5 separate regions of the Homo sapiens genome follow, and all the other regions are linked to region 1. Evidence: chromatin loops called from intact Hi-C (ENCODE). Cell type or tissue: natural killer cell. All regions are shown on one strand.

What was found. A loop is a pair of places that touch in the nucleus more often than their neighbours do. Peaks named below come from ENCODE experiments on the same cell type or tissue, not always from the same donor. Only the 100,000 strongest peaks of a DNase experiment are listed, where the experiment ranks them.
Region 2: it touches region 1 in a loop (4-fold over the local background); 84 of 110 quality-filtered maps call a loop at or near these places.
Region 3: a loop joins it to region 1, with 14 times the contacts of the local background. A loop is called at or near these places in 11 of 110 quality-filtered maps.
Region 4: a loop joins it to region 1, with 2.4 times the contacts of the local background. A loop is called at or near these places in 7 of 110 quality-filtered maps.
Region 5: a loop joins it to region 1, with 5 times the contacts of the local background. A loop is called at or near these places in 49 of 110 quality-filtered maps.

The regions. Positions count from the first base shown.
Region 1 is chr12:123,235,502-123,240,501 of GRCh38, forward strand. All of the region lies in intron 1 of MTRFR (mitochondrial translation release factor in rescue), which reads left to right. It also overlaps a transcript of MPHOSPH9 not described here. Among named protein-coding and RNA genes, the nearest start is that of MTRFR, 4.6 kb to the left of the region's middle. RefSeq lists enhancers at 2,014-2,063, 2,674-2,873. In natural killer cell, a CTCF peak has its summit at 2,755 (motif pointing left); DNase peaks (open chromatin) are centred at 2,340, 2,450 and 2,780; H3K27ac peaks cover 1,367 bases.
Region 2 is chr12:123,041,020-123,046,019 of GRCh38, forward strand. All of the region lies in intron 2 of PITPNM2 (phosphatidylinositol transfer protein membrane associated 2), which reads right to left. Among named protein-coding and RNA genes, the nearest start is that of MIR4304, 33 kb to the left of the region's middle. RefSeq lists an enhancer at 2,531-3,110. In natural killer cell, a CTCF peak has its summit at 2,609 (motif pointing right); a DNase peak (open chromatin) is centred at 2,702; H3K27ac peaks cover 1,590 bases.
Region 3 is chr12:122,790,989-122,795,988 of GRCh38, forward strand. It overlaps CCDC62 (coiled-coil domain containing 62), which reads left to right. Exons shown (of 13, transcript NM_201435.5): 6 at 1,032-1,133. Among named protein-coding and RNA genes, the nearest start is that of CCDC62, 19 kb to the left of the region's middle. RefSeq lists a silencer at 4,760-4,960. In natural killer cell, CTCF peaks have their summits at 2,837 (motif pointing right) and 3,036; a DNase peak (open chromatin) is centred at 2,863.
Region 4 is chr12:123,073,338-123,078,337 of GRCh38, forward strand. All of the region lies in intron 2 of PITPNM2 (phosphatidylinositol transfer protein membrane associated 2), which reads right to left. Among named protein-coding and RNA genes, the nearest start is that of PITPNM2-AS1, 5.5 kb to the right of the region's middle. RefSeq lists an enhancer at 4,611-5,000. In natural killer cell, a CTCF peak has its summit at 2,397; DNase peaks (open chromatin) are centred at 1,904, 2,684 and 3,454; H3K4me3 peaks cover 1,708 bases; H3K27ac peaks cover 2,397 bases.
Region 5 is chr12:122,857,678-122,862,677 of GRCh38, forward strand. It overlaps HIP1R (huntingtin interacting protein 1 related), which reads left to right. Exons shown (of 32, transcript NM_003959.3): 19 at 425-572; 20 at 672-758; 21 at 1,161-1,268; 22 at 1,384-1,520; 23 at 1,749-1,859; 24 at 2,095-2,153; 25 at 2,370-2,400; 26 at 2,471-2,533; 27 at 2,746-2,846; 28 at 3,002-3,107; 29 at 3,239-3,362; 30 at 3,454-3,515; 31 at 3,631-3,837; 32 at 4,029-5,000. The coding sequence ends at 4,076. Among named protein-coding and RNA genes, the nearest start is that of HIP1R, 25 kb to the left of the region's middle. RefSeq lists a silencer at 2,805-3,099. In natural killer cell, CTCF peaks have their summits at 2,722 (motif pointing right) and 2,929; a DNase peak (open chromatin) is centred at 2,764.

The DNA of each region.
Region 1 (5,000 bases):
CTACAGGTGCCTGCCACCAGGCCCAGCTAATTTTTTTTTTTTTTGTATTTTTAGTAGAGATGGGGTTTCACCGTGTTAGCCAGGTTGGTCTCGATCTCCTGACCTCATGATCCACCTGCCTCGGCCTCCCACGGTGCTGGGATTACAGGCGTGAGCCACCGCGCTCGGCCTGGTAGTGAGTTATCTTAATTAATTGTTCACAGTCACAGATCAAACTTCTTGTTCTACTCTTTCCCCCTTCTCTACTGTACTTGACTAGTCTTTTTAAAAAGAGAAAGTTGGCCGGGCGTGGTGGCTCATGCCTGTACTCCCAGCACTTCGGGAGGCCGAGGCAAGCGGATCGCTTGAGGTCAGGAGTTCGAGACCAGCCTGGCCAACATGGTGAAACCCCATCTGGGCTAAGAATACAAAAATTAGCTGGGCGTGGTGGCTGGTGCCTATAATCCCAGCTACTTGGGAGGCTGAAGCAGGAGAATCGCTGGAACCCGGGAGGCAAAGGTTGTAGTGAGCCAAGATGGTGCCACTGCACTCCAGCCTGGGCAACAGAGTGAGACTCGTCTCAAAAAAATAAATAAATAAAAACTTAAAACAGAAAAAGTTAAGGAAAAGGAGCTAACATTGCCTAAGAAACTGGAAAAAGATCTGGAGATATGAAAGGTAATGAAACAAGGTGTAGAAAGGATAATTTAGTTTCAAAAATTGAAAACCTAATGGTTTCCAAGATAGGTCTTACTGAGATAATCAGGAAGTGTGCATCTCTTATTTTCTTTATTTGTATTAAATACAATAATGTATTTGAAAGTGCTTTGCAGCTGCACGTGGTGGCTCACGCCTGTAATCCCATCACTTTGGGAGGCTGAGGCAGGAGGATTGCTTGAGCCCATGAGTTCGAGACCTGCCTGGGCAACATGGCAAGACCCCATCTCTACAAAAAATTAAAAACTAGCCAGGTATGGTGGTACACACCTGTGGCCCCAGCTACTGGGGAGGCTGAGGCAAAGAAGCTTGCTTGAGCCCAGGAGGTCAAGGCTGCACTGAGCCATTTTTATGCCACTGCACTCCACTTGGGTGACAGAGGGAGACCCTGTCTCAAAAAAAAAAAAAAGAAGAAGAAACTGCTTTGGTTTGTATATGTTTAAGTCCTAAACAAACACAAGGCATCGTTAATAGAAATATAGGCTTTGAGACTTTTGGAAGAAAATATACAGTGTTGTTATTCCTGCTTTTTTAATGTGTTTCTGTTTTAATAGTGTAGTTGATAAATTATAAAGTTCCCGTTAGATGCCATAAATAGAACAAATATGGGGCCGGGCGCGGTGGCTCACACCTCTCAGCACTTTGAGAGGCCGAGGCGGGCGGATCGCCTGAGGTCAGGAGTTCAACACCAGCCTGAGAAACACGGTGAATCCCCATCTCTACTAAAAATACAAAAAATTAGCCAAGCGTGGCGGCATGCGCCTGTAGTCCCAGCTACTTGGGAGGCTGAGGCAGGAGAATTGCTTGAATCTGGAAGGCGGAGGTTGCAGTGAGCTGAGATTGCGCCACTGCAGTCCAGGCTGGGTGACAGAGTGAGACTCCGGCTAAAAAAAAAAATAGAAGAAATATGATACACACAAATAGCACAGGTGTAATTCTGTGGATTCAAAGTTTTCTGCTTAAAAAAAAATAAACGGGGCCAGGCACTGTGGCTCACGCCTGTAATCCCAGGACTACGGGAGGCCAAGGCAGGCGCATCACCTGATGTCAGGAGAAACCCCCGCCTCTACTAAAAATACAAAATTAGCCGGGCATGATGGCAGGTGCCTGTAGTCCCAGATACTCAGGAGGCTGAGACAGGAGAATCACTTGAACCTGGGAGGCAGAGGTTGCAGTGAGCCAAGATCACGCCATTGCACTCTAGCCTGGGTGACAAGCGAAACTCCGGCTCAAAAATAAAATAAAAATGAACGAGATGTTGGGATTGTGTGAAGTGAATGTTTTCCTCTTTACTTCATTAGCTATCTCTTGAATTCTGCAGCATTAAGCATTCAAGCATTAAGCCTGTTAAATTTAGACCAGACCTAGAGTAGTCTCTTTTTCCTCCCGTCCGCCAAAATCAAAGACTACAGCTCTGCATTTCCTGCTCAATCTATTATGCTTTCCTTGTTTGAGAAATAACTATCTGCAAACACTTACTGTGAGTGAAGGGTGCTTTATCTTCAGCGTAAAACCCCAAGTCTAGGAAATGGCATGGTCTGTTTCAAGCCTTACCAGCAATACTCACTGGTTCCATTTGAGAGGTTTCAGCCCTTAAGGATTTCAGATACCTACAGCAGGAGGATGAGCTAACAGGAGGATGTGAAAGACAGGGAAATGCTACTTTCTTTTTAACTACCATTTTACAGACAGCACCAAAACACTTTTTTTTTTTTTGAGACGGAGTCTCACTCTGTCACCCAGGGTGGAGTGCAGTGGTGTGACCTCAGCCCACTGCAACCTCTGCCTGCCAGGTTGAATCCATTATTCTGCTGCAGCCTCCCGAGTAGCCGGGACTACAGGTGCACACCACCACATCTGGCTAATTTTTTGTATTTTAGTACAGAGGGGGTTTCACCATGTTGCCCAGGCTGGTCTGGAACTCCTGAGCTCAGGCAATCCACCCTCAGCCTCCCAAAGTGCTAGGATTACAGTCATGAGCCACCACACCCAGCCCCAAAACACATTTTTGAAACATGAATTATTATTATTAAGCATTTGTCAGAAAATCATTTTCCCCTCACTTAGCTTCTGGCACCACCTGCTGGCCGTTTTGTCTTTTCAAAGCAGCAACATTGCACGTTGGTCTGTTTAAGCTCAATGTTGTTTGGCCCTTAACTGTTTATTAGGTCATTGTTTTGAGACCTATGGTTTCATCTCCTTCTTAAGGAAGAGACAAGACGGAATAAGCAGGTAATCAGCCCTCCTGAATTCTTGTCTCAGTTTCTTAAATGTCATATAAATAAGAAACATGCTGGGCATGGTGGCTCATGACTGTAATCCCAGCACTTTTTGAGACCGAGGCAGGCAGATTGCTTGAGCTCAGGAGTTTGAGACCAGACTGGGCAACATGATGAAACCCCATCTCTACTTTTTTAGAAAAGAAAAAGAAAAGCTTTTAAAAGTGTCTGTCCTAGCAATCAGAAGAACTTGCTGATTCCTGTGTTCTGGAACAATGCTTGTCAAATTTTATGTGCCTCTGCATCACCTGAGGATCTTGTTAGGCTGCAGGTTCTCATTTGGTAGGTCAGAGCAGGGCCTGAAATCTTCATTCCTAACCATCCTCCACGTGGTGCTTTTGCCACTATGTGGACCACACTTTGGGTAGCAAGATTCTAGAGCTACATTGTCCCATAAAGTAGCCACCAGCACATGTGGCCCAAACTGAGATGTTCTGTAAGTATGACCATAACCTAGAATTTGAAGCCTTCATATTTAGGGGGAAAAAAGAATATCTCAATTTTAAAATATTGGCTGGGTGCAGTGGCTCACACCTGTAATCCCAGCACTTTGGAAGGCTGAGGAAGGCAGATCGCTTGAGTTTGAGTTCCAGACCAGCCACAGCAACATGGTGAAACCCCGTCTCTACAAAAAATCCAAAAATTAGCCAGGCATGCTGGTACATGCCTGTAGTTCCAACTACTCAGGAGGCTGCGGTGAGAGGATGGCTAGAGCCTGGAAGGCAGAGATTGCAGTGAGCTGAGATGGCGCCACTATACTCCAGCCTGGGTGATGGAGCCAGACTGGTCTCAAAATAATAAAACGTTGATCACGTGTGGAAATAATAGTTTTGATATATTGGGTTAAATATACATTTCATCATTTATTATTTCTAATGTAACTACTAGAAAATTTAGAATTTCACATGTGGGTAGCATTAGTTTTGTTTTTTTGTTTGTTTTTTTGAGACAGAGTTTCACTCTGTTGCCAGGCTAGAGTGCAATGGCGCAATCTCGGCTCACCGCAATCTCCACCTCCCAGGTTCAAGCGATTCTCCTGCCTCAGCCTCCCAAGTAGCTGGGACTACAGCTACGTGCAACCATGCCCAGCTAATTTTTTGTATTTTTAGTAGAGACGGGGTTTCACCGTGTTAGCCAGGATGGTCTCGATCTCCTGACCTCATGATCTGCCCGCCTTGGCCTCCCAAAGTGCTGGGATTACAGGCGTGAGCTACCGCGCCCAGCCCAGTAGCGTTAGTTTCTATTGGACACCACTGTTCTAGAACATTAACACAACAGAGGTGACATTTTTTATTTTTTTTTCCCCCAGATGACCCAGTTTCCCAATCTCCTTGTTTCCATGTCACCATCTCTGCTAGCTCAAATCAGTATTTGTTTAATTCTTTTCTTGGGACGATTTCCTTGCCCTCCCATCACACTCCTTTACACCTTCTCAGCCTTCACCATTGCCATCATGATCCCAGGGATCTCATCAAGCAATGAACAGTCCTATGTGCCAGAATACTAGCAGCATCCTTGTTTAAAGCACTTAGCCTTGCCATGGGGTGTGGGGCCTGGACCAGCAGCAACAGCCTCATCTGTGAGCTGGTTAGAAATGCAGAGCCTCGCCGGGCAAGGTGGCTCACGCCTGTAATCCCAGCACTTTGAGAGGCTGAGGCTTGTGGATCATCTGAGGTCAGGAGTTCGAGACCACCCTGACCAACACGGTGAAACCCCATCTCTATTAAAAATACAAAAAAAAAAAAAAAAAAGCTGGACGTGGTGGTGGGCACCTGTAATCCCAGCTACTTGGGATGCTGAGGCAGGAGAATTGCTAGAACCCGGGAGGCGGAGGTTGCAGTGAGCAGTCAGGGTGACGGAGACTCCGTCTAAAAAAAAAAGAAGAAGAAATGCAGAGCCTCAGGCCTCGCCCCAGACCTAGTGAACCAGCATCACAAGTCACAAGACTCCCAGGTGATTTGTATGCACATTAAAGTTTGCATGGGGAGACTGGCTGGTGAGTACTTTAACAATCTTCGTAAAGCA
Region 2 (5,000 bases), 190 kb before region 1:
GGTGTGTGTGTAAACAGACAGAGAAGGGCTGGTAGTGTTGTGATTAAAATAAAACAATCAGCTAGACCTTCTGCCACCTGTTAGCTGTGACAGTGGGCAAATTGCTTAATCCTTTGATCTTTCATTTTGTCTTCTGGGGGTAAGAACCACCCCTGCCCAGCTGGGGTGTCTGTAGATTAAATGAGGTGATGCACATGAAGTGCTCAGCCCTGTTCCAACCAGTGTTCAACTAGCAAGAGTGAACAACAAGGTGGCACTGCTGTCCCTAGCAGGGTCTGGAAGGCGGGTCCCTGAGATATAGGGCCTGTGGGCTTCCTGGTAGGGCTGCCTACCCCCAGGTGCAGACAATAAACCTAGGCCTGAAGGAGGAGCAGCCCTGCTGTGGTGCTGGTTGGCCTTACAGCCAGGCACGGACCTACTGGGGTGAGATAGGGTCCTCCTCACTTTCTCCCTGGTTGAGCTGAGGCCAGGGAGCATGGCAGACCCTCCCGTATCAGAGCAGTGTGACTTGTGTGTCTGCCTCTCCCTGGAGCCCCCTTGGCCCGAAGCTGAACCCTCCTCACTCAGACAATTTCATTACACCCAGTCCGGCTGCCTGGGTGCTAGCGAGACAGACACACATTTCATCTCGTCTCTGCCGGAGTCGTGACGGGTTAGACAGAATTATGTTTTACTGCTGTCTGCAGGGCATCTTTTGGGGCCTGGCACAGACAGAGAAAAAAAAACACATACAGGTCTCCAGAGGCCCTTCAGGGAGGAAGGCCAGGCAAGGGGTCTGGGTGGTCGCCCACATGCACAGCCCACATGGCTCTGCTCCAGGGATGACAGGGACCCTTCCCTGGGCTTCAAATGTGGCACCTGGGCCCTGGCCTTAGAAAAGTCTTCAGGTTCCAGACCCTGGCATTCACGACCCTAGAAAGAACCCCCAGCCCCATGTTCACTGATGTCTTTGAGTAAACACCTGGCCAGACCGTGTCAGAGTGGGGCCACTCAGGGAGGCCATGGAGCAAGAGACCAGCCGTGGGCAAGGCGCGAGGTGCAGGATGCATCCAGACCAGGGTTCCAGGCACAGGCAGACGACCAAGAAGAGCTGTGAGGGATGTCACCCAAAGAATCAAGGGCATGGCTTCCCACCAAGACACAGAGCACCAGCTGGGCCTCCCAGGCTGGAGCCCAAAGATCTTCCTGAACCTCCCAGGGAGTAGAGGAGAAAAGTGACACAGAAAGAGCTTCAGATTCATGAGGCAGGGGTGGCCAGGCTGGAGGCATGTGATGAAGACTTAAAGTGGATTACTGGGGTTTGGCCCAGGACGAGGCGACGTGGACAGCTCCTTTAAGCGGAGGCCATGAGACACCCTGACTGGGAGGGGAAGCACGAGAATTGTGTTTATAGAACTTAATCTGTTTTTCCATGATTAGCAGGGGTCTGACGTCACAGATGGAATTTAGTGAGGCTGTGCAAAGTTAAGGGGGGATGGAATCCATCCCAACGCAGTTCAGCTGCATTCTGGTTACTAAGTCTGGAAGCTACTCCAAGCCAAGCCAGCGGGAGCCCCGGTTTTTGCAGTAGTGGGAAGCGAGGGAGCCACCGGCAGGTCTGGGGGCCTGGGACTCAGGACTGTGGGTATCCATAACCTCCTTCTGCCTCCCTTGAGTCCCTCTCCTCTTGCTCTAAGAGAGCTTCCTTCTGCTCTCTGCTTCCCAAACCTACTGGTTCCCAATCAGGAGCTGAAGCAGGCAATGGTAAAAGTACTTCCTCTCCAGATGCAGCCAGACAAGGCTCCCCAGGCCTCCCCTAACCATCTATGTGTATCCAGGGACCCAAAGCTCTGGATGAATGGGAGGCAGCACAGACGGATAAGGGGCTGTTCTTTGTCCAGCAACCATCCCCTTATGCCTGGGCTGGGGTTGCAGGAGTGTGTGGCTGCTCTGAAGGTGTGTGTTATGAGGTTAGCACTGATCAGCTGCCTCTCTGTGTCCTGGAGCTGAAAGCAGGAGAGGTCACAGACCCACAGAATCGTCCAATCCCTGCCCCAGAGTAGTTCCACCTTTATGTGTTAGACACTGGGCTTCCAGCAGAGATTTCTTTTGAAGAAAGGATTTCTGGGCTAAGAAACAAGCAGAGGACCCTGCTGCAGGCCAACCCTCCCCTTACAAATGAGGAGACTAAGGCTCAGGAAGCAGGCAGAGAGCTGGGTTGGGAACCAGGACCCTGACTCCCAGCTTCTCCCTCCACCCAGCCACAAACTCCCAGGCATTAGAGGAGAAAAGTGACACAGAAAGAGCTTCAGGTTCATGAGGCAGGGGTGGCCAGGCTGGAAGGGCAAGGACCAAGGAGACTTTGAGCAGGAGGACACAGCTCCTACCCCCACCCCCCACAGATTCCTTGACACCTTTAAGCAGGACCTGACTCCTTCCTCTAACGCTGGCCTGGGCAGTGAAGAGGGGGTCCCAGAGAGCTTTAAAGCCCTGGGCACTGCGGCAGTTACCCCAAATCCCACAGAAAGTCATAAATCTCACCATTGTACACCTGGAGTGCCAAGCTGGGGCAACTGCCAAGCCACTGCAGGAGTTGGTCACCAGATCCCACAGCACAGCGGCCACCTGGGGGCACCGTGGGGCTTGCAGTGCTCTGCAGCTCCAGGAGCAGGAGTGGGATGTTAGAGTTAAGTTATGAGGCATCGCTATGTAATGCCTCAACCCAAACAACAGACCCAGGGAAGCAGTGGTACAGACCACAGAGCAGGCTCCGAGAGGGCGCATCCTGCTCAAGGACTGCGGCAAGGCAAGGGGGCCCTGTTTTTATGACTCCTCCTCCCTGGCTGTGGCTATCAGCATGGCAACCTCAGTTGGGTGGAAACGGGCACAAATGTGCATGTGAGGAAATAAGCTTGAAACTCAGAGCCTCCAAGATGATAAGCATGGCATGAAGGAGAATTATTTGGAACTCACCTCCTACCCTGGTCCTCTAGGGACCCTGCTGGTCACAGAGCTACTACCACCACCACACTGGCCTCCAGGGTTGGTGCTCCCCTAATTTAACACTGAGTATGGCTGAAATAAGACTGGGCCCTTAAACAAAATGCCACGGGAGGCTTAGATGTGACAACAGAAACAAGCCCAGAGGGGACCTTGGCCCCAGCAGTTAGGGTCTAAGCTGTGGCTACAAAATCGTAGGCTGGGGTTTGCTCAGGGGCCTTCCTTTCTCACTCCTGGTCACCTCCCTGAGGCCACCACCATTTCAGCAGCAGCACCCAGACCATCCTCCTACATAAGAAGTGCCAGGGCTTTTCAGGAGGCCACTGGCCTTAGAAATGGCCAGTCCTTTAGGGGTGAAAGGTCTCAGCTTCTGGGGCATGCAGAAGGGAGGGCCCCCTGAGATGCTTAGAGGCTGAGAGCCTGTTGGCAGAGAGCTGGCTGTGCTGCAGGCCCTGTCCCAAAGCAAAACTCAGCTCAATCAATTCTCCAGGGAAATCAGAGCTTTCCGGAACCATCCAAGACACCAGAGTTGATAAGAGGCACTGCTGAGATTTTCACCTGGGTTACTCCTGAACTGGTGATAAGCCCTTGTGATGACAGAGTAGATACATAATGAGAATACAAAGGCCCCTGAGTGCTTACTCCTCTGGGCCAGCCTTCAAAACTCTGACAGGACACTCCAGGAGGGCACAGCTCCTGCAGTCCTACTTCAGTGATTCAGTTCCTTCACTATTTCCCACTCCTGATTTTATACCTTCTCTCCATCTTGAGTCTTCGTTACTTTTTTATCATTAATTTTTTTGGAGATGGAGTCTCACTCTTTACCCAGGCTAGATAGAACACAGTGGCGTGATCTTAGCTCACTGCAGCCTCCAACTCCTGGGCTCAAGCGATCTTCCTGCCTCAGCCTCCTTAAGTAGCTGGGACCACAGGCATGTGTACCATGCCTGGCTCCAGTCTTCTTTGTTTCCTCAAATTCCCATCATCAAATGGACCAACCCATTGCACCAATCCACTAGCTGCTGTTGCAATGCATGGACGGCTCTGCTCCTACTGAAGGCCAACTCTCTGTCACTGGGGCCCATGCCCTCTTGTCATTCAGGGACCTTCTCCCGAAATGCTCCCCTCTCTTGTCTCCCTAATGGACCTCCTCATTCACCATCAGCATTCAAACATGCAAGTTATAGCTCCCATATATCTGCAAAACCAAAACAAAACAACATGCCACAGCCCCCCTCAACTCTACCTCCTTGGCACCATCCCGCTTCTTTGATCCCCTTTATAGCAAATCCTCCTCAAGCTTAGCTATACTTGCTGTTTCCATTGTCTCACCTCCTGATCTCTTTCCAACCCACTTTGACCACCCCCACTCCACTGAGACCATATTGGTCAAGGTCACAAATGACCTCCATGTGGCTAAGTCGGCAGACAATTCTCATCAAATTCAGTCTTTCCTTAATTCCTGCATTTAACACAAATGGATTGAATGTTGGCTGCAGATGCCTCCCCATGGCTTGTGAGCAGGTGGGCACAACGCTGGGACTGAGTTTTTCCCTGGACAAGGTTCTCCTCTTTACTTGGCCAACATACCTCCCAATAAACTTCCACTTGGAGCCCACCATGTGCAAGATTCCAGCACTGAGGCTGTCAGCCAACTTACTCGGGTGCCTGTTAGTTATCAGCTGCAAATTATGAATTTTTGTTGCTCCAAAACAACAGCTGGTATTGTGCAGCCTGCAAGGAGCGCTGTGGGGCTAACCTCAAGTCCAGAGAGGCACAAACGCCATGCTGGAGTCTCAGTAGCCAGTGTCAGTAGCCAGTGTCCCTAGTCCTGTCTCCTTAAGCCCACCCTACTCATGGTACCAAAGGCGCACCAGCCCACCACTCTGAGCCCCCGTGACTCCTTCTGCAATAGCTATGGCTGAGTGGGGTACAGACCCAGCCGTCCCTGGGTGTCCCAGCGAGGGTGTCACAGCCCTTTAGCTCAGAGAAATTGCCCACAGCTCTCTGTGTCGCCTAAG
Region 3 (5,000 bases), 440 kb before region 1:
GAAGGAAAGGAGGGAACGGCGGTGGGGAGATGGGCAGGTCAGGTCATGCTGGGCTCTGCAGTTTGTGGTAATGGATTTGGATTTCATCCTCAGTGCAGTAGCAAGGCTTCTCACTGAGAAATGACACGAGCAGATTTTTATTTTTAGTTTTATTTATTTATTTATTTTTGAGACAGAATTTCACTCTTGTCGCCCAGGCTGGAGTGCAATGGCGCGATCTCAGCTCACTGCAACCCCCGCCTGCCTCTCAAGCAATTCTCCTGCCTCAGCCTTCTGAGTAGCTGGGATTACAGTCGCCCACCACCACACCCAGCTAATTTTTGTATTTTTAGTAGAGACGGGGTTTTACCAGGTTGGCCAGGCTGGTTTCGAACTCCTGACCTCAGGTGATCCACCCGCCTCAGCCTCCCAAAGTGTTGGGATTACAGGTGTGAGCCACTGCACTTGGCCTTTATTTTTATTTTACTTTACTTTTTTTTGAGATGGAGTCTCACTCTGTTGTCCAGGTTGAGTGCAGTGGCGTGATCTCAGCTCACTGCAACCTCTGCCACCTGGATTCAAGCGATTTTCCTGCCTCAGGCTCCTGAGTAGCTGGGATTGCAGGTGTGTGCCACCACACCCAGCTAATTTTTGTATATTTAGTAGAGACGGGGTTTCACCATGTTGGCCAGGCTGGTCTCGAACTCCTGGCCTCAAGTGGTTTGTCCGCCTTGGCCTCCCAAAGTGCTGGGATTATAGGCGTGAGCCACTGCGCTGGGCAGATTTTGATTTTTAAAAGATTGCTCTGTGTACACTGGGCTGTCACAGGAGAGGCAAGGCTGGTGCAGGGAGGTCAGTCAGATGAGAGCAAGCGAAGCCTCCAACCAGGGGTCCTTGCCAGGTGTGGAGATGTTGGCTGTGAAACAGATTTTGTCTATAGATCCATCAGGACCGGAAGGAGCCGCTGAGGATGTGAGAGTTAGGCATAGTGTGTATATGAGGACTGGAACCTAGTATTTATTTGAGGACTTTCTTTTTCTTCTGTTGTGAAGAGGACCTCAATGAAAAGACGACAGAAAATAATGAGCAACGAGAAGAGATCATTCGCCTCAAGCAAGAGAAAAGTTGCCTGCACGATGAATTGCTTTTTACTGGTAAAACAGATGATCGAATGTATTTGTAACCTAGACTTGCAATGATGACAGGCTGAAGGAATTATACCTCTCCCAAAATGGTTTTTTTTTTTTTTTTTTTGAGACAGGGTCTTTTTTGAGACAGGGTCTTGCTCTGTCACCCAGGCTGGAGTGCAGTGGTGCAATCTCGTCTGACTGCAACTTCTGCCTCCCGGGCCCAAGCGATTCTCCTGCCTCAGCCTCCTTAGTAGCTGGGGTTACTGGTATGAGCCACCACGCCCGGCTAAATTTTGTATATTTAGTAGAGACGGGGTTTCACCACATTGGTCAGGCTGGTCTTCTTGAACTCCTAACCTCAAGTGATCTACGGGCCTTGGCCTTCCAAAGTGCTGAGATTGCAGGCGTGAGCCCGGCTTTTTTATTTTTATTTTTTTCTGAGACAGAGTCTCACTCTGTCGCCCAGGCTGGAATGCAGTGGCATGATCTCGGCTCACTGCAACCTCTGCCTCCCAGGTTCAAGCAGTTCTCCTGCCTCAGCCTCCCAAGTAGCTGGGATTACAGGCGCATGCTACCATGCCCGGCTAATTTTTATATTTTTAGTAGAGACGGGGTTTCACCATGTTGGCCAGGCTGATCTCGAACTCTGGCCTCAGATAATCCGCCCGCCTCAGCCTCGCAAAGTGCTGGGATTACAGGCATGAGCCATCACGCCAGGCCTTTTTGTTTGTTTTTAACACCCTTTGTGGGACCGATGGTGGACCAAGCAGCGAGTGTTAATGCTGCCATCCCGTTCCCAGTCACTATTTCCTCTTCTGTAAAATGAGCTATTCTCCCTTCCAGCTTAAGCGTGTGACTCTGCTTCTTACTAAAAACATAACATAGATGCTCCTTGACTTACAGGGTTACATTCTGATAAACCCCTCGCAAGTCAAAAATGCATTTAATGAAGCCAACCCAGCCACCAGCATAGCTCAGCCTAGCCTGCCTTAAACATGCACAGAACACTCGCATTAGCCTGCATTTGGACGAAATCATCTCACACAAAGGCTGTTTTATAATAAATTGTTGAATATATCATGTAATTTACTGAAAGCGAAAAACAGAATGGTTGTATGGGTGCTCAGAGTAGGGGTTTTTTAATGAATGTGTACCCCTAGTAAAAGGGGGACTGAGGGTAGGTATCAGTAGACCAAAAAGTGTTCATATGATTTTCTCTTCGGAACTTTACCTCTAAATCAATGACTTTCCTAACACAAACCACTGAAAAGAAAGCCCAGTAGAATCATCTTGGCTGGCAGGGATGTCAACAAGCTCTCTATGTCAGTCATTCTCAGTTGGGAGTGGAGAAGTAGGCCTTCACCAGTGGAAACTCTGAGATACTGGGGGTAGGTAAGGAATATGGCAGGGAATGGAATGCAGTTTGTCTGTAAATTAATGGGAAAAAATTGAGGCTCATCACAGCCTCAAACTCCTGGACTCAAGGAATCCTCCCGCCTTGGCCTTCCTAGTAGCCTGGCTAAATTTTTAATTTTTTTGCAGAGAAGGGGTCTCACTATGTTGCCCAGGCTGGTCTCTAGCTCCTGGGATCAAGCGATCCCCTTGCCTCGGCCTCTCAAAATGCTGGGATTACAGGTGCGAGCCACCATGCCCGACCTAAGAAGTTTTAAGTGAAATGGAATTCTTAATTTTAATCTCTTGTGATTAAAGATCGGGGTGAAAGTGTGGTATTCTGCCACTAGAGGTCACTATTTTCACCATTTCTAGGATTGCTGCATCTGCAAGTAGTGATAACCCGTTAACGCTGCTAAAGATATCACATATTTGTAGCTTTACAGTTGCATTCAAACAGTCCTTGGACCAGCATTTGTACGCCAGGTGCCCTGCGATATGCTCAGAAGCTCACAGGCCCACAGAATTCACTACTATACAAATGCTATGCATAAAATGCTATGGGAGGTCAAAGGAAAGAACAAAGCTTAAAGGATACGTTAGTCTCTTTTCTTTTTGATTAATCACTTTTTACCCATGCACTCTACTATGTATTACTAAGTAAAATACATGGAATTTGTTAGCTAATATTATAATAAATCGATTTTGTGAAATATTTTTATCATATACTAAGCAGATTTCTTTACCCAGGCTGGAGTGCAGTGGTACAATCGCAGCTCACTGCAGCCTCAAACTCTGAGGCTCAAGTGATCCTCCCACCTCAGCCTCCCAGGTAGGTGGGACCACAGGCACATGCCATCACACATGCCTAATTTTTAAATTTTTTGTATGGATGAGGTTCCACTATGTTGCCCAGTCTGGTCTGGAACTGCTGGGCTCAAGAGATCCTCCTACCTCTGCCTCCCAAAGCCCCAAAGCGTTGGGATTACAGGCATGAGCCACCATGCCTGTCATCCTAAATTGATTCCTTAAACATCTTCTTAACTAAAGACAATCTCACACCATTGTCTGAAAACAATTTTTGTATGTTTTATTCTTCTTTTTCAAAATATAGACAATTGATAGATTTGCATGTTTCAATTATAAAAGTGAACAAAGCCTACAAAAGAATTTATTTATTTAGTAGAGACAGGGTCTTGCTCTGTTGCCCAGCCTGGAGTGCAGTGGTGCAATCATAGCTCACTGCAGCCTCGACTGTCTGGGTTCAAGTGATCCTGCCACCTCAGCCTCCTGAGTTGCTGGGACTACAGGCATGTGTCATCACACCTAGCTAATTTTATTTTATTTTATTTATTTTTAGTAGAGGCAGGGTCTCGCTATGTGGCCCAGGCTGCTGGTCTTGAACTCCTAGCCTCAGATAATCCTCCTGCCTTGGCCTCCCAAAGTACTAAGATTATAGGCATGAGCCATCGTGCTTGGCTTAAGCCCAAAAAAGAATTTTTAAAGGGCATAACATGATAATATGCCGTCAAGTGCTATGGCTAAATGTCACGATTTTTTTTGTTTTTGTTTTTTTTCGGAGATGGAGTCTTGGTCTGTCGCCTAGGCTGGAGTGTAGTGGTGCGATCTTGTCTCACTTCAACTTCCGCCTCCTGGGTTCAAGCAATTCTCATGCCTCAGCCTCCGGAGTAGCTGGGACTGCAGGCACACGTCACGACACCTGGCTAATTTTTTGTACTTTAGTAGAGACGTGGTTTCATTGTGTTGCCCAGGCTGGTCTCGAACTCTTGAGCTCAGACAATCCACCCGCCTCGGCCTCCCAAAGTGTTAGGATTACAGGTGTGAGCCACCGCACCCAGTCAGATGTTACCATGTTTTATTTGAAGTTGGAAGATGTCTTAAAGTTTTACTTTTAAGTTTAAAACTTGTAGAAAATGCAGTTCTTTTTTTTTTTGAGACGGAGTCTCGCTGTCGCCCAGGCTGGAGTGCAGTGGTGTGTTCGCGGCTCACTGCAAGCTCAGCCTCCTGGGTTCATGCCATTCTCCTGCCTCAGCCTCCCGAGTAGCTGGGACTACAGGCGCCCGCCACCATGCCCAGCTAATTTTTTGTATTTTTTAGTAGAGATGGGGTTTCACCGTGTTAGCCAGGATGGTCTTGATTTCCTGACCTCATGATCTGCCCACCTTGGCCTCCCAAAGTGCTGGGATTACAGGCGTGTTCTTTTACATAGGCTGAGGGACATGTTTTGCTTGTACATAACTAGGAGTAAGGAGTTTGCAAAGAGAACAATGATACTAGTTTACATTTCTGTGGGTCCTGACAGTCCTGTAGGTGAGCTCTTATAGACTGAGTGTCTGCCTCAGGTCTCCCAGGCGGTAAAAGGCAGAGTCTTGATCAGAATTCAGCAGGTTCCAGGCGTCTAAGTCCCTTCCCATTGTTTTAGCTTAGGCTGCTTGTTCAGGCAGATAGCAGCAGAGAGTTCCTTACCTCTGTTTTCTG
Region 4 (5,000 bases), 160 kb before region 1:
CTCCTGCTCTCTGTGTGCATCTCTGGGCATAAACACTCCTGACCCATTGAAGAGTAAGTTATGGGAATGCCTTGTCTCTAACAACAGCCTACCATTCGCCACCGCCTACACAGGTGGTTCATCTCCTAGCACATCACACCTGTTCTCTGTGGTGAGACACATGAAGTAGACAGTGTTATCTCTATGTTACAGATGAAGAAACTGAGGCACATATCTCCTCATGTGCAGTGCTGCTCCTACTACCCTGAGCCACCAATGCTGAAATCCTCAGCCTAAAACACATAGACCCCACGATGCAGACTGTCTTTCTGATGATACATGATGTAGCAATTTTTAAAAGAAAGGGAGCCACTCTGCTCCTATAGCAGAATAACAGTGGATCAGGATCAGAGTGACCCGGATTTTCCACAGTGTAGAGTGGCCTCGTACTCTGGGTGGAAGCCCTGGGGCAAGTGAGTGGTAGGGCAGATGCAGGGGGCTCTCCTCCAGCTCATCCCCAGGCTGCCTGCTCCTTCCTCTCTCTAATTCCTTCCTTTTCTCTTCTCAGACAACTAAGGTGGGTGGCCGTGGAGTGCAGGGAGAGTGAGCACCCCCCAGCTCTCCTCACCCAACCTCCTTGGCCTCCTCCCATACTGAGCACCCGCTGAAGGACAAGGGCTGAATATAGTCTTCAGGCCAAGAGCCCAGCAGCCATGCCCGGTGCAGAGCAGGTTGCATGTATAACTAATGAGTGAGGCAGAGGGAGGGAGGGAGCGAAGGAGTGAAAGAGCCAAGGATCCAAGTTCTGGTTCTGCCTTCACAGGCAGGCTACTCAACCCTCCGAGACTCGGTCTACTTATCTGTAAAATGGGAGCAACGCCAAGTACTTCTAGGGTGGCTGCAAACTGTTAAATCAGATGAGACTTGGGAAAGTGTCTGTGAAGTGGATTTAAGATCCCAGTGCAGACATAGGTTAAGGAGTTTGCTGAGCCCTGCTCTGGGAATTGAAGCAGAAAATGGGAGAAGCAGAATGCAAAGTTAAAGATGCCCAAATACAAATGCCACACTCACATTCACTGCACACACTCTCACATACCCCATAGGCACACACAGGCACATATACATGCCACACACATGCACACACACCTCACACACACAACATACCACACATGCACATATAAATACACACATGTCCATATGCACACAACACACACTCACATATACACCCCCCACATGAGCACACCACACACGCATATGCAAACACATCACACACCTCACATAGACACACACATGCCTACACATACACCCACCCACCCACACACACACACAAACACACACATATGGCCTCACAGCTCAGTACACCCTAAGCTTATCAGTCTCTGATGAATCCCTTCCCTTTGGGCTGGCGGCCCTCAGAAGCCCTGGACAGAAAGCCAGCACCCAGAGGCTCCCCTGCAGACACAAACATGCCAATCCCTGTAATACACCAGACCATGCAACAGAGCACCAGGGAGGAAAAGAGGGAACAGAGGCAGCTCTTTCCAGAAGTGGACAGGGACAGTTGTCTCACTCAGGTGAGACACTGAGCTGTAAAGCAATGCATAAAAAGGACAGCTGTCTGATCTTAACAATCCTGGGAACCGTTTACATGGGATCATGTTAGCATGAGAAGAATGCCAAATGGTAGGTACACCCCTGCTAGCAGGCAGGGAAAACATATTTGTGTGTGCGTGCATGTGGGTGTGAGCTTGTGAGTTGCATGTGCATGCCTGCATGGCATGTGCACATGTATTTGTGTGAGTGTGCATGTGGGGAGGCTGTGTGTGTGTATCTGCAAGCATATGTGCACTTGTGGGCAAAGGCGTGTATGTGCATGTATAAGTACGTGTGTGTTCAGGAAACTCACAAGAGAGACTGGGGGAGAGTTTAATGTTCATGAGCTTCTCTCTTCCTGCAGTTTAAGTCATCATGCAACACCACCAACAGACTTTTTCAAAGCTAGGCACGGGCTGGGCGGGGGCCAAGGCAGATGTTCTGAGTCCCAGAATCTCTGACCCGCATCAGAGCGGCCTGTCCTGCCCAGCACAGCCTGGGTGGTGGATTCCACCATGCTGCAAGCCAGGCCAGGGAAAAATAAATCAGACTTTCTCCTGGGAGCTTCACTGGCTTCGTGGGGTCTGTCTGAACCACAGGGCTTCCCACCACGCCCTTCCCTGAATCCCAGCGCTCCTGTCAAATTAAAGAAAGAACCACTCACCGCCTGAAAGCCAGCCAATGAGGTGATTATTCCAATTTTCCTGGAACGAGCTTTCCACACTTTCACAGGCTGGAGCCATCGGCGGCCCAGGCTCCCACCTCTCCAAGCTGCTCTCACGCCCCCTGCGGCTCCTTTCAAGTTAAGTCACCACTACGTGAAGTTATACTTTAGAGCAGCCGCTGAGAAAGGACACAGGAGGGCGGAGAGGCTGGGGCAGAGCACTCACGATCTACCTCAGGCAAATGCAGCCAGGCTGGAGGAGCCGGCCTCTCTCCTCAAAAGCCAGCTTGGCTCTGGCTGTTCTTTTGACTTTTGGGCTTGGTAACTGAACACACACTTGCATTGCCCTGAGCTCACACGAAAGCCCTCAGGGCAGAGGAAGCCCAGCAGCAACGGCAGGGCCGGGTGCCTCCCATAGAGGCTGAGAGCAGAGATGACGATCAGGTGCTGCCACTTGTGGGCTGGCCTTTAAGGTGTCACATCAGATTTTCCGCTCACTAGCAAACCAAAACCAAACTAAACAAAACTAGCACATGGCCTCCCCGCCCATCACATAACTCGTAAACCCATCAGAATTCCCAGCAACCAACCAGAATCCAGATGCCCGTAATGTTGTTAAGAAGCCTGCACACCGCCCAGATGCCAGGAGGGTCTGGGTGATTCTCCAGCCCCAAAGCAGAGGAAGAAACAGCACAGACCTGTGCAGACACAAAAGCATTCCTCTCATCCTGCCCAGTTGTAACCCATCTGATTGCTCAAAGAGAAGCACCAAGAATTGAGGGTCTCTGGGGGGCTCAAAGGCAGTTTTAAAGAAACAGGGCTTTGGGGAGATAAACATAGTTTAAAGATGCCCAACCACAGAACCACACAGGGAGTCCTGTCTCAGGCCACCTTCAAGGCTCTGATGCTGTTATTAAAACAATCTGACAGAGAGAATGCTGAAACAAAAAACAGAATCCAATCAGGTGCTCATGAGGCTGAAGTCCTATATTCAACTATTCACTTTGTGAGCCAATTCTGGTCCCACCCTCAATCCCCACTGCACCCTGAGACACAGACACATACTGGAACATCTAGACTTCTCTGCAGTCAGCCCTCCAAGTTGAGTGCCTCTTTCAGAGTTGACTATGGGTTCCCTGGTACCTGAACTCTGAAGCTCCCTGGTGAGTCAGACAGGGCTACTTGGTGTAACACTTCCTATTTAAAGATCAGAGAGGGGTTACTCTCAGACACCATTCAAACCCATAACTTCTAAGAACTGGGTGCTAAATCCGGTTTCTTTGGCCCTCACTTTCCATCAACACGGGAGCTGTTCTTGTTGACAACCAGGGGTTCTTTTTTCCATTGCCTGCTGCACAGGAAGCAGAGGTCACGGTGGGAGCTGCCTGTGCCGGGCATGGGTCGGAGTGTGTCTCCCCGGGCTGCGCTGCTGAGGGGTTAGCCTCACAGATTCCCTCTGGGAAAGCCACTTAAGAGTCATTCTGAATGCATCTACTGGGGATGGGGAAGAAATGATGCAGAATGTTGACCCACTGGGCAGCAGGCTTGAAATCCTGCCTGACCAAACTGTGCCGAGGGGCTGTCCCAAACAGATGGTGCTATCCAGACAGACACACTGGCAGGGCCGCTCTGCCTGAAGCCAGCCAGCAGACGATCCTCCCTACACCACCTTCTTGGAAATCTTGGTTATGGGGGATATCGGGGTGGGGAGGGACACCCCTTGTTATCAGGGGTGGAGAGGGACAAAACATTTCCTCACTGAACTCTCATTTTCAGATAATGAAGGATTGGTCAGAGAGACAGCCAACGTGTGGCCAACAATCACCACTCCAGAGCCCTGCCCCATCTAGGGCGCACGTGCATGCCTCTGAATTTCCTCCCCTTTCCTTGGTCCAACCACAGTCCAGGAAAGCAGATTTTCTATGCCCCGTGGCAATCACAGTGGAAAATGGAAGTACAATGGAGTGCTGTACCTACCCAAGCACCAGGAGGCAGGAGTCGAGCTACTCACAGACTCCCTAGAGGAGAACTCCACGCACCCAAACTCTGCTGTGCCCCCTCTGAGTTCTGAGCATGCCAGGTGAGGCCTCTCCCTCTCTCTCTCCCTCCATCCCAGCTCTTCGGAGAGAAAGCAAGCAGCCCGCGTGACCAGACAGAGCCTTCCTTGCTAATAAACCCATCCTGAGGCTGTGACATGTTTCAGAAGGAGCAGAAAATTACCTTTTAGGAAGCCAATGTGAGGGAAGGGGTGGGGGGACAAAGTATCAGAGCCAGGAGGTGTGCACCACAGGAGCCAGGCTGGGGTCGCGCAGCAGCCTCCCATCCCTGCAGAGGTCCGCTGAGCTCCCCATGCTGCCGGCCTCAGGGGGCCGCCCCCAGCACGCAGCTCTCCCAGCAGCCCATGCCTGGAGACAGAGGACACTGAGGAGCACGCGTGTCCCCAGGATGGGTGGACGGAGGAGCTGGGAGACTGGGCAGGGATGCCGGAGGAAGGGAGAAAGGCAGGCCGGAGAGGAAGGGGTGGGGAGCGGAGAGGGAGGGCGGGAAGGAGGGAGAATTGATTTTCTCTCCTCCACTGGGACCACTGAGCTGAGTTGCCATGGAGAAAGGGGAGCCGCTGGCAGAGCCCAAGGCGGGCGGAGGAGCCATATGCCAGAGGGAAGGCATCAGCAGAGAGCCAATCCCACAGTTCTGCTGCTGCAGCCTCCCCCATACCAGGCCTCAGGGTCCAGGTGGCCAGGCGGGGAGGGGTACCGGCCAGACC
Region 5 (5,000 bases), 380 kb before region 1:
CACCATTTTACACTCCCACCAGCAACGCATGAATGTTCCAGTTTCTCCACATCCTTGCCAATGCTTATTATTGTCTTCTTTTTATTTTAGCCATCCTAGTGGGTGTGGAGTGGTTTCTCACGGTCTTGATTTGTGTTTCCCTGATAGCAAAGGGTGCTACATATCTTTTCATGAGCTACCTGGCCATTTGTGTATCTTTGGAGAAATGTCTTTTAGGACCTTGAGCTCACGTTTTAATTGGGTTATCTTTTTATTCTTGAGCTGTGCACTGTGTGGGAAGCCTCTTTCTAGAAATCTCCACCCCCCTGACCAGTGAGGGTCTCAGCTGGGCTCCAACTGGTGGCCCATGGGTCATTCCAGGGCTGGGGCACATCCTTGGCCTTGGGGAGGATCTCTAACCTGTCCTCTTCACCCCCATTGCCAGGAGTCTCAGGAGCAGGGGCTGCGGCAGAGGCTGCTGGACGAGCAGTTCGCAGTGTTGCGGGGCGCTGCTGCCGAGGCCGCGGGCATCCTGCAGGATGCCGTGAGCAAGCTGGACGACCCCCTGCACCTGCGCTGTACCAGCTCCCCAGGTAGACAGTGGGGCCACACTCAGCCGCTCCCCTGCCTCCTTCCCATCCCCAGCCCTGAGCAGCGGGTGGCAGGGGCCTCAGTTCTCCTCGTGCTTGCAGACTACCTGGTGAGCAGGGCCCAGGAGGCCTTGGATGCCGTGAGCACCCTGGAGGAGGGCCACGCCCAGTACCTGACCTCCTTGGCAGGTGAGTGTAGCCAGGGCAGGGCGGAGGCGGGGGCTGTGTCCCAGTTCCAGCGCCCATGGCCACCTCTTGCCTTTTGGGAGGTTTACAGACAGCAGGGACCTCTCTGGGAAGCCAAGCAGATGCCCCCTGCCTGCTCCTTCCCAGGAACCCACCCCTGCCCTGTGGACAAATAGGCTTTTGCCTCTGGGGCCTGGGCCACCATATGTCTGCAGGTGGCAGAGCACTGAAGGGCCCGGGGCCACACACACTGTGGTGTGGTTCCCACTGCCTCCTGGACGTTGTCTTGCCGAGCCCTCCTTTCCTCTTCCTCCTCCTCCTGGGATAGCTGGCCACCGACGGTGGTCCCAGTGCTAGTGTCTCAGTGTCATCCTCCCCCAACCTTGGCCCCACCCACCCGCACAGACGCCTCCGCCCTGGTGGCAGCTCTGACCCGCTTCTCCCACCTGGCTGCGGATACCATCATCAATGGCGGTGCCACCTCGCACCTGGCTCCCACCGACCCTGCCGACCGTAAGTGGGTCCTGGGATGGCAGGTTCTGTCCACCTCACTGGCTTGTCTCCCCTGGGGGTCCTTATGGAGCCTGTCGGTGGGGGGGGCTCCACTCACGGTCCTTTCTCACCCCAGGCCTCATAGACACCTGCAGGGAGTGCGGGGCCCGGGCTCTGGAGCTCATGGGGCAGCTGCAGGACCAGCAGGCTCTGCGGCACATGCAGGCCAGCCTGGTGCGGACACCCCTGCAGGGCATCCTTCAGCTGGGCCAGGTGAGGCACAGCTGAGTGTGGGTTTGGGAGGCTTGGGCCTGCCTCTGACCTCTGCACCCACCTCTGGGTTGGCTGAACAGGTGTTTGTGCGTGGAGCCTGCAGCCTCAGGACACAGGGTGGGGACCATGCACCCTCCTCGATCCCTGTGGTCCCCAACCTCTTTCCCAGGCTGCCCGTGGGACGGGGGGGGACGGAGGCTACCCCTGTCTGACTCCCATCCTCACCAGGAACTGAAACCCAAGAGCCTAGATGTGCGGCAGGAGGAGCTGGGGGCCGTGGTCGACAAGGAGATGGCGGCCACATCCGCAGCCATTGAAGATGCTGTGCGGAGGATTGAGGTGAGCACGGGATCTGGGGACTCCCCTCATTCCTGTGGAGCTTTGGGGGCCGGAGGCCCCAACTGGGCTGGGTACAGGCTGCACCCACTCCTGCTCTCAGCCTCCAGACAGAGGACAGATGGCGTTTTCCAGGGGCCTGTGAGGTCAGAGCTGAGAGGGCAGGAGGCAGCCCTGGCTTTCCCAGGACCACGGTCCCCTCCTCCCAGCCAGCTCACGGCTCTGTTCTTGGGTGCAGGACATGATGAACCAGGCACGCCACGCCAGCTCGGGGGTGAAGCTGGAGGTGAACGAGAGGTGAGCCCCCCTTCTGTCCCCCCAGGCCCAGCCGAGGTGGGCTCCCCGTGGCCCCTAAGGTTCTGCCCCCAACTGTTCTGCTCACGGGAAAGGAAGGCCTGGCTCAGAGCAGACACTCCCTCCCCACCTGCTGAGCCCTGATGTGGCCAGGCCCGCCATGGCGTCGTGTGGGCTGCTCTGCAGAGCGGCAGCTAAGTCTCTCCTTCTCTCCCCCAGGATCCTCAACTCCTGCACAGACCTGATGAAGGTGAGGGGCTGTGACCCGGGGGGGTCTGCACCTGGAGGGCCACCAGTCATTGCTGTCTTGGTCTCGGCAGGCTATCCGGCTCCTGGTGACGACATCCACTAGCCTGCAGAAGGAGATCGTGGAGAGCGGCAGGGTGAGGGGCCGGCGGCAGCAGGGCACAGTCCACAAGGAGCCTGACCCCCAGCCTAGGCCACCCTGGGCATGAGACCCTCCACCCCCTACCACAGGGAGGCCTCAGGGATGCGCCCTATGGCCAGAGTGAGGGGGAGAGGGCCCTTGAGGGCCACTTTCCACCTTTGGTGTCCTTGACTGGCATGTCCTGCCCTGTTCTCCCGTCGCCACTAGGGGGCAGCCACGCAGCAGGAATTTTACGCCAAGAACTCGCGCTGGACCGAAGGCCTCATCTCGGCCTCCAAGGCTGTGGGCTGGGGAGCCACACAGCTGGTGTAGGTTGCCCTGGGTGGGGGGGGGCAGGGGGCTGCTTCCTGCCAGTTGGAGCAGTTTGGGGTTCAACAGGGTGCAGGGAGTAGAGGGGGTGTGGAGTGGTGCCAGCCGTCCGTGGGGTCAGAGACCCTGGCCCTGACTGGCCCTTGACCCGCAGGGAGGCAGCTGACAAGGTGGTGCTTCACACGGGCAAGTATGAGGAGCTCATCGTCTGCTCCCACGAGATCGCAGCCAGCACGGCCCAGCTGGTGGCGGCCTCCAAGGTGAGCTTGCACGCCGACAGCAGCACACTGGGCTCTGGGCCCAGCTTGGCCTGGGCTGTGGCTGCCAAGCCCAGGCCTGCTGCTGCCCTGAGCTGGGAGACCTGGGCCCACCCTGACCTCTCGCCCCTCAGGTGAAGGCCAACAAGCACAGCCCCCACCTGAGCCGCCTGCAGGAATGTTCTCGCACAGTCAATGAGAGGGCTGCCAATGTGGTGGCCTCCACCAAGTCAGGCCAGGAGCAGATTGAGGACAGAGGTGAGTGCCAGATGCCAACGGGGGCTGCTGGCTCCCGAGGCTGAATGGGGGTGGGTGCCCAGATGTTCACCCCCTTGTCCTCCGGCCACAGACACCATGGATTTCTCCGGCCTGTCCCTCATCAAGCTGAAGAAGCAGGAGATGGAGACCCAGGTAGGCGCCCATGGCTGCCCCGTGACCTCTGAGCTCATCCCTCGGGCGAAGCCTGGACCCAGGAGAGAGCTCCCTGGGGAGGCTGGGCTGGGCTGAGCAGGCCGTGTGGCTACAGGTGCGTGTCCTGGAGCTGGAGAAGACGCTGGAGGCTGAACGCATGCGGCTGGGGGAGTTGCGGAAGCAACACTACGTGCTGGCTGGGGCATCAGGCAGCCCTGGAGAGGAGGTGGCCATCCGGCCCAGCACTGCCCCCCGAAGTGTAACCACCAAGAAACCACCCCTGGCCCAGAAGCCCAGCGTGGCCCCCAGACAGGACCACCAGGTGCCGTCTGCACTGGGATGGGGGAGTTCCTGGACGGGGGTGCTGTCCCCAGCCCTAGAGGGGCACATGGTGCACGTCCCTGGGGAAGTCAGGGACCACTGACAACATGCAGGGAGGAGCTTGCTCAAGGGAGAGGTGGGGCCCCAGGTGCCTGGCTGTGACCACTGACCCCCCACCTTTAACCCCTGCAGCTTGACAAAAAGGATGGCATCTACCCAGCTCAACTCGTGAACTACTAGGCCCCCCAGGGGTCCAGCAGGGTGGCTGGTGACAGGCCTGGGCCTCTGCAACTGCCCTGACAGGACCGAGAGGCCTTGCCCCTCCACCTGGTGCCCAAGCCTCCCGCCCCACCGTCTGGATCAATGTCCTCAAGGCCCCTGGCCCTTACTGAGCCTGCAGGGTCCTGGGCCATGTGGGTGGTGCTTCTGGATGTGAGTCTCTTATTTATCTGCAGAAGGAACTTTGGGGTGCAGCCAGGACCCGGTAGGCCTGAGCCTCAACTCTTCAGAAAATAGTGTTTTTAATATTCCTCTTCAGAAAATAGTGTTTTTAATATTCCGAGCTAGAGCTCTTCTTCCTACGTTTGTAGTCAGCACACTGGGAAACCGGGCCAGCGTGGGGCTCCCTGCCTTCTGGACTCCTGAAGGTCGTGGATGGATGGAAGGCACACAGCCCGTGCCGGCTGATGGGACGAGGGTCAGGCATCCTGTCTGTGGCCTTCTGGGGCACCGATTCTACCAGGCCCTCCAGCTGCGTGGTCTCCGCAGACCAGGCTCTGTGTGGGCTAGAGGAATGTCGCCCATTACTCCTCAGGCCTGGCCCTCGGGCCTCCGTGATGGGAGCCCCCCAGGAGGGGTCAGATGCTGGAAGGGGCCGCTTTCTGGGGAGTGAGGTGAGACATAGCGGCCCGGGCGCTGCCTTCACTCCTGGAGTGAGTTTCCATTTCCAGCTGGAATCTGCAGCCACCCCCATTTCCTGTTTTCCATTCCCCCGTTCTGGCCGCGCCCCACTGCCCACCTGAAGGGGTGGTTTCCAGCCCTCCGGAGAGTGGGCTTGGCCCTAGGCCCTCCAGCTCAGCCAGAAAAAGCCCAGAAACCCAGGTGCTGGACCAGGGCCCTCAGGGAGGGGACCCTGCGGCTAGAGTGGGCTAGGCCCTGGCTTTG